Linked DNA regions of Mus musculus: regions 1 and 2 are each linked to region 3. Evidence: chromatin loops called from intact Hi-C (ENCODE). Cell type or tissue: heart. All regions are shown on one strand.

The links. A loop is a pair of places that touch in the nucleus more often than their neighbours do. Peaks named below come from ENCODE experiments on the same cell type or tissue, not always from the same donor. Only the 100,000 strongest peaks of a DNase experiment are listed, where the experiment ranks them.
Region 1: it touches region 3 in a loop (2.5-fold over the local background); 2 of 42 quality-filtered maps call a loop at or near these places.
Region 2: a loop joins it to region 3, with 6 times the contacts of the local background. A loop is called at or near these places in 8 of 42 quality-filtered maps.

The regions. Positions count from the first base shown.
Region 1 is chr16:33,305,693-33,308,192 of GRCm38, forward strand. No RefSeq gene overlaps it. Among named protein-coding and RNA genes, the nearest start is that of Snx4, 55 kb to the left of the region's middle. In heart, a CTCF peak has its summit at 1,050 (motif pointing right); a DNase peak (open chromatin) is centred at 1,029.
Region 2 is chr16:33,796,980-33,799,479 of GRCm38, forward strand. It overlaps Muc13 (mucin 13, epithelial transmembrane), which reads left to right. Exons shown (of 12, transcript NM_001382834.1): 2 at 1,954-2,500. Among named protein-coding and RNA genes, the nearest start is that of Gm15658, 2.1 kb to the left of the region's middle. In heart, a CTCF peak has its summit at 1,136 (motif pointing left); no DNase peak of the experiment used is centred here.
Region 3 is chr16:33,559,358-33,561,857 of GRCm38, forward strand. All of the region lies in intron 4 of Slc12a8 (solute carrier family 12 (potassium/chloride transporters), member 8), which reads left to right. Among named protein-coding and RNA genes, the nearest start is that of Slc12a8, 42 kb to the left of the region's middle. In heart, a CTCF peak has its summit at 1,049; DNase peaks (open chromatin) are centred at 1,134 and 2,104; H3K4me3 peaks cover 570 bases; H3K27ac peaks cover 1,592 bases.

The DNA.
Region 1 (2,500 bases), 250 kb before region 3:
CTGGGGTTCACCGGTTACTTCCTCCTCAGTGATGGGATGGGATCCTCAGTGTGCCCAGCTTTTGGGGTGGATTCTTTGGCCCTTGTGTCTGTGTGGCAAGCGCATTAGCGACAACTACCTCTGCACCCCTTATTTTTGTCAGCATCTTGTGTAGCCCAGGTTAGCAAACTCCAAGTCTTCCCATCTCAGCCTTCAAGTTTACAAGCATTACAGATGTGTGCCACCATGCTCAATTCATTTATAGATTTATAAAATTGGAATCTTCAGCTGTCTTCTGCTGAGTCATTCATTCTTAAAATCTTGCAGTGTTTTTGACTTAGTGCCCCCTTGTGCCGCCATCCAGGCAGCCCTCTCCCAGTCCTTGGGCTCCTGGCTGACTTTCTCTTTATTTGTTAAATATCACTTGCTAGATTTACCCACACCCCTCCTGATCGGGCTCTCTCTCTCACCTCTGGTCCACAGTGCCTGACCAACGTAGACTTAGGTTGTGCCTGACAATGTAGTGCCTGTCTGTAATATCACTGGGGTCAGTGACAGAAACCATGAGACCAGGAATCTATAAAAAAACATCTGGGAGGGGCTGGAGAGATGGCTCGACAGTAAAGAGCACTGGTTGCTCTTCCAGAGGACATGAGTTCAACTCTGAGCACCCATGTGGCAGCTTATAACTGTCTATAACTCCAGTTCCAGAAGATCTGACACCCTTATGCCAACATACATGCACATAAAACACCAATGCACATTAAATAAACAGACTAATAATAATACTTAATAATAATAAACAGTTGGAAACCACTCCGTGAGAGCAAGTTCTCCACCAAGACATTGAATAATTACAGGACACTAGGCATTTGATGGTCATTGGTTCTTTTGATTGTGACAATCTCCTGCCCCCATATAGAGAACTTTCTATTTTAGTATGTAGAAATTAGAATTTAGAGTAAACCTCGGTCAGGCTGGCTACCTCACTTATAGGCAGTCCCTGAACTCTAGCCCAGGGAAGGAACTCTGGTGGCTGTCCCATATGGCCAGCCCTGCACTCTAGGAGTGTGCCACTAGGTGGCAGCAAAGCTAACGGACCCAGGAGAAACCTCTGGTTGAAACTGGTTTTTGTTTTATAAAAGTAGCACGGACTTTTATTGATGTGACTAAAACTAGATTATTCAACAAAATAAACATTAACCAAGCAGGCACAGTCCATGTGGTAAAAGGGCAATAAAGTAAACAGACCTTTAAACTTGGACCTTTCTACCTACATTTTGGCAATGTAATTACTCAGAGGAGACTGTCTTCTGGGGACTCACCAGGCTTGGATGATACCTCACTGTCCTACGCAGTGAAGCCTTTTGAGGGGGAGTTGAGCTTGCCTGTCCTCTAAGGAGGGCTTCCAGGGAGAATCCAGGTGCTCTACCACTGAGCCACACATCCTAACCCAGTCCTTCTGAGAATAGGATTTGTCATGTTGTCCAGGCTGGGAATATACCCGAATGCCTCCAAAAACTATTTCAAAAAGAGAAATACACACTCCACTTGGGAGAATGAAGAGATGAGAAGTTTTCACACTTTTAGATTAGAAAGATGGTATAGTATGTCCTTGTGTTTTTGTCTTGGATATTTTTGTTGTTGTTATTTTATTGGGTTCTTATACCTACCACACTTCCAGTCCTTATTCCACCTTAATGCCTTCCATCCTCCCACCGCAACACTAGGTAAGAAAGAGGTTTAGAAGGGAAAGGTATAGACCTCTTTATACTACTTCCTGCTGACTAGGGGCATTGGGTTCCGTGGCAAATCCAATCTCTATCTTCAGGACATCTCCAACCAGCAATCCAGCAATAGCAAGTGCAGCAGAGCCCAGGAGGAAGCAGGAGGAACCAGAAGCAGCCTCCACACGCGTGCTCAGGGCTCTCGCATTTATACCCTCTCAAGAGTCGCCAGAATTCCAAATATAAACAATTTTTTAGCTGGCAAAGATCACACCCCTCCTAGAATATGAAAAAAAAATCACAGCAGCTGTGGACAAACTAAAGGAACCTCTATCCCACACCTGAGATTAAAACAAAAACATGCACATAGCATAACTGGGTTTTTTTTTTTTTTAAGAAACCAAGATTCACCATATATTCTTCAACACACACACATCATGAAGGACTTAAAAGGTTGTTTTTCTGCTTGCCTCTGCTGACAAAGCAGTTGGCACGGAGCCAGACCATACCCACTCAAGCCTCGAGGACAGGGTACTTGGGACTGGCACACAGACATCTCTCTTCACATGGTCAGCCTACGAGCAGCCCGGCCCCACACTCAGTGTTTTGCGGACAGAGATCTTTGAACTCACAGCATGGGTTGGTCACTGGCAGGTGCCGGTCTCATCGTGCTTGTCTGTCTACTCCACAGCCAGAGGAGAAGCTTCAGGCCCCAGACATCACTGTAAAGCTGGAGGCTGCTCCTCCCTGCAGCTGCCAGCACAAGTCAAATATGGCCTAGTGGTCCACAAGTG
Region 2 (2,500 bases), 240 kb after region 3:
ACGATTTTCTTGGTGATGGAAAAACAATTGCTTATCTCTTTGTCTCTTCTAGTTACTAGTAGCCAAGCCCTGTCCAAGGTGAAGAACTGGGCCTTGCCTGGAGCATCTTATGGTCCCTGGGGGAATCATAGTGAACATTAGCATCCTATATCATAGGGCTTATGAATGGCTTCCTCTCTACAAAGGTTTTCATTTAATAATTTGTATAATCTGTTGTCAATGTCAGAGTTCTTAGAGACAAGAGGAGTCCCAAGAAATGGGTCACTAAGTGGGCGACTAAAAGGTAGTCTTCCAAGCTTCCTAGAGAGTTCTAGGAAAGCGGTAAATACAGCTTTGATGTCTATCACAGTCTTTAGGACATGGACCATTTATTTGTCTTATTATCTCAAAGCAGATGTATCTAGAGAAATGTGTACCAGGAAACAACAACAATAACAACACAAACAAACAAACACACTGGTCCAGCACTCAGAAAGATTGGGAATTTCAGGCCAACTACACTGCATAGCAAGACCTGTCTCAAAAAAACCAAACCAAAATGTGGAAGAACTATAATCAGCACTCGGTGAAGTGTCCAGCAACAAGAGGCTCAGGACATCCTTTGCTATCTATCAAGTTCAAAGCTAGCCTGAGCTACAGGAGACTATCTCAATTTACAAAAGAAGATATCTTTTTTTTTACTCACTTTGTAGACCAGGCTAGCCTCGAACTCAGAAATCCGCCTGCCTCTGCCTCCCAAGTGCTGGGATTACAGGCGTGCGCCACCACTGCCTGGCTTAGTGAGTTGTTTCTACGAGATTATTCTCTCTTTTTTTTTTTTTAAGATTTATTTATTTATTATATGTAAGTACACTGTAGCTGTCTTCAGACACTCCAGAAGAGGGAGTCAGATCTTGTTACAGATGGTTGTGAGCCACCATGTGGTTGCTGGGATTTGAACTCTGGACCTTCGGAAGAACAGTCGGGTGCTCTTACCCACTGAGCCATCTCACCAGCCCCCGAGATTATTCTCTTAAAACCAACTTCTCAGGTTCCCTTCAACATAGAAAACTGCCCCAATGTGGACAATCTGGTCTGTTTCCCTGGAATGTAGAAAGAAGGCACTGCCTGGTGGTAACAGCGCCATCTTGTGGCACTTTCAATTGTCTTCCTCTGAATGTCCTGGGAATTTATTAAACCGTTTTCCAAATATAGATATAAATTGCTATTTCTTGGTATTAATGTCTTCTTTTGTAAATTGAGATAGAGTGTCCTGTAGCTCAGGCTAGCTTTGAACTTGATAGGGAGCAAAGGGTGTCCTGAGCCTCTTGTCTCTGTCGCCAAAGTTCGGATACTGATCTCAATGGTTTTGTTGTTTCCGTTCTCAGTTTTGCAACATGGCCTCATGTAGCCCAGGCTTGCCTCCACAGACATATACCACCACTCCCGACTTGATACTCTTCATGAATGTTATCACCACAACTCTACACTCAGCTAGCTCTCCACAGGTATAATTAAGCTATGTTAGGTGTGGTAGTTTTCAATAATATTTTCCATTTTTTGTCTGTTTTTTTTTTAATTTTGTTATGCTGAGAAGGAGCCACTTTTAACATAATCAAGTATATTCATTTCCCCCAGAAAATCCAAGATGAGTTTTGGTTAGAATGGACAGTAATTGCTATTATTTATCTAACACTCTGTCCTCTGACATTTGGCTACCTTGTTCCCTTAACCAAAATCACAACAGCCTCTGCCTCAAGTATTGTTAACAATCTGCCTGAGAATGTAGCCAATGAGACCAGAGATAGTTCAATTCTGTCCTCTGTGACAACCAAGTCTGACAAGAAGTCTGGGACAATTCAGACCAAAGGGAATTCACCTCAGCCTCCTGAGACAAATCTGTTTCCTAGTGTCGCCAGCTCTTCCATGGTGACTCGCGGCACTAATCCTCCCACCGTGGGACTCTGTCTACAGGTAGTTCATCTCAGGCCTCTAGTACAACATCGTCTTCTGGTGGCACCAGTCCTCCCACCACAGTACAAAGTCAATCTCCAGGTAGTTCATCTCAGGCCTCTACTACAACATCGTCTTCTGGTGGCGCCAGTCCTCCCACCACGGTACAGAGTCAATCTCCAGGTAGTTCATCTCAGGCCTCTACTACAACATCGTCTTCTGGTGGCGCCAGTCCTCCCACCACGGTACAGAGTCAATCTCCAGGTAGTTCATCTCAGGCCTCTACTACAACATCGTCTTCTGGTGGCGCCAGTCCTCCCACCACGGTACAGAGTCAATCTCCAGGTAGTTCATCTCAGGCCTCTACTACAACATCGTCTTCTGGTGGCGCCAGTCCTCCCACCACGGTACAGAGTCAATCTCCAGGTAGTTCATCTCAGGCCTCTACTACAACATCGTCTTCTGGTGGCGCCAGTCCTCCCACCACGGTACAGAGTCAATCTCCAGGTAGTTCATCTCAGGTCTCTACTACAACATCGTCTTCTGGTGGCGCCAGTCCTCCCACCAC
Region 3 (2,500 bases):
CCATAGCTGCTGTGGGTTCCCGAGTGTATTGATCGTGGCATGTCCAGAGGACAGTGCCCACAGTGCTCCTCCCCACCCACAGTACTCCTCTACACTCACAGTGCTCCTCCACACTCACAGTGCTCCTCCCCACCCACAGTGCTCCTCCACACTCACAGTGCTCCTCCCCACCCACAGTGCTCCTCCACACTCACAGTGCTCCTCCCCACCCACAGTGCTCCTCCCCACACCTGGGGCCTTCAATTCTTTCTGCCTCATCTGAGATGGTGTCTCAGCCTTGAGGGTGGGATGGAGGTCACATAGCTGTCCCATTTAGAACCGAGGACTCACTCAGTCATCAGTTCAGTCTCTTTGACCAGTTATGCGTCTCTGACCAAGATTACAGGGAGCACTGGTCTATATGTGTCACTATTTAGAAAGAAGCCTGACAATATGTCCACTTAGCAAAACCACACTGTGACAGATGCTGGGCAGGGTTGCTTCCCACCTCAGAGACGCAGAAGCAGCAGTCTGGAGAGAGGAGTAATTTCTAGGAACCCAGGCTTCTGCGGTCAGCCCCTTGCTGGTCTAGCAGAGAGGCAAAAATCTGAGTTATCAGACTTAGGTTCCTGTGTAAGGCCTATGCCCTAAGGCATGGACTTTTGCCTAGGTTTATAGTATATACGTGAGCTCTGTCCTGTGGAGCAGGGTGAACACGAACATTCTGGCTGCTCCTCTGGAGTGTGAAGTCAGCCCACATGGTGGCTAAGAAGGACAAGGCTTGGATCTTTCAGAATTGCTCAGCACTGGCTTACAGAGACAGGCAGTACATATTTGCATGGAGAGAGCCCACGAGGAAAGGTAGCCAGACTGCATGGCCTTTTTTGTCCCTGCAGGAGCGGTCGGCTAGTCTGTAGCCGCCATAAGGGAGGCCTCCATGCCCTTACTGTGAGACCCCTGTCTTGCACCCCATTTTTAGCACCCTGCTTCAGTCCTGGAACGGGAACAGGGGCCAGGTTACCACTGTGGCATTACCTTCCCAACCAGCTCCTGCCCCTTGTGGTGGACACCAACGCTGCAGGCTTTGTCTCCAAGTGGTTTCCAGGCTGTGGGGCAAGGCCTGCCTGGAGGGCCGGCCTTGCAGTGCCCTCCGTGGCCTCTGTGTGGAGTTGCAGTCTGTGTTCTCTCGGGACCTCTGGGCAGGATACCTCGCCCCAGGGCAGCTCACTCAGCCCTTCTCCCTTCCACAGTCCTAGGAGGAAACACCCACTCCTGTGTGTGGATTGCTTCTCCAGAGCTGGTGTTTATGTTTTTGTTCACCAAGGACTGTCATGCACACACTCTCAAGTGACACTGGACAGGGCTGGGCAGGGTTACTTGAGAGATGCCGAAACAGCAGCCGGGAGAGGGGACGTTGGTTCTGAGAGCGCCGCTGTGCAGCTAGCTCCCAGCTGGTCCAGCAGAGAGAGGCAAAGTCTGGGAGTAGGCAGAGAACTATTTCAATGAGGGCCTGACTTTCATTCCAGCCTTGGTCCCCATGGCCCTGCCTGCCCCTAGCAGTGCTGGCAGAGTCCGAGGGAAGCAGGGAACACCCTAAGCTCTGGTTCAATGCTAGACCTCTGTCCACCTGTATTTTCAAACTGCATGGGGTTGGGGATCCCTGCCCGGTGTCCTCTGCTCCTACAGGCTTCCGCATGGCCTTCTTCAGAGATGGGCAGTGAGGTGTAGTGTGGGACAAAGACTATGGGTCCCAGTGTTCTGCTCCCAGAAACCTGGGGATAGAAAGTCCCCTAACCCATTGGTCTGGAGTGTGCTGAGAGCATAGCGCCCATCTTTGTTCCAAACCTCTCACTTGACTGGTGCTCAGCCAAGGCTTGAACTCACAGATCTTTGCTGTGTGTGTGTGTACATATGTACGTATTTGAGGAACCGGGGAGAGGGACACTCTATATGTATTATCCTAGTCACCCTTGAAACACCTAGTGGGGGCCGTGAGGTAACAATGCCCACTTTATAGACAAGGGAGTGGAGACTCCAAAGAGCTGGTCCAATTTTCCTAGATTGTGTAGTAAGTGGCTTGGCTAGTATGACCTCAGAGGCGCCATGTGCCATCAGGTAGAGGTAGGGTCTCTATACTGCTTCCATTCTTTCAGATCAAGAGGGTCTGAGAGCCTGAGTTCTCAGCCAGCCTTCTCTTGTGGGGGTCAGATGGTCAGAGCCAAGCCCCTAGAGGGGTAAACAAGAGATGAAATAGAAGCCTGTGAACAACACCAGGCAGGGTGGTGACAAAGACATGCTCTCCCAGTGCCACTAGGAACTGAGATCTCGGACAAGCTCAGCCAACAAGTGCTAGATTCAGGTCCAAAGTCCGGCAGGTTTATTGTCAGGCCACCGAGGTCACTCCCCACGTAGCCTGCCTCTCACCCCTGGGTTCTCCAGCAGCTGCCTTCTTCCTGGAAGGCGGGGTGATACAGCAGGTGGCTCCACACTGGTCCTCTGCATTGAGCCCGAGGGCAGTCCC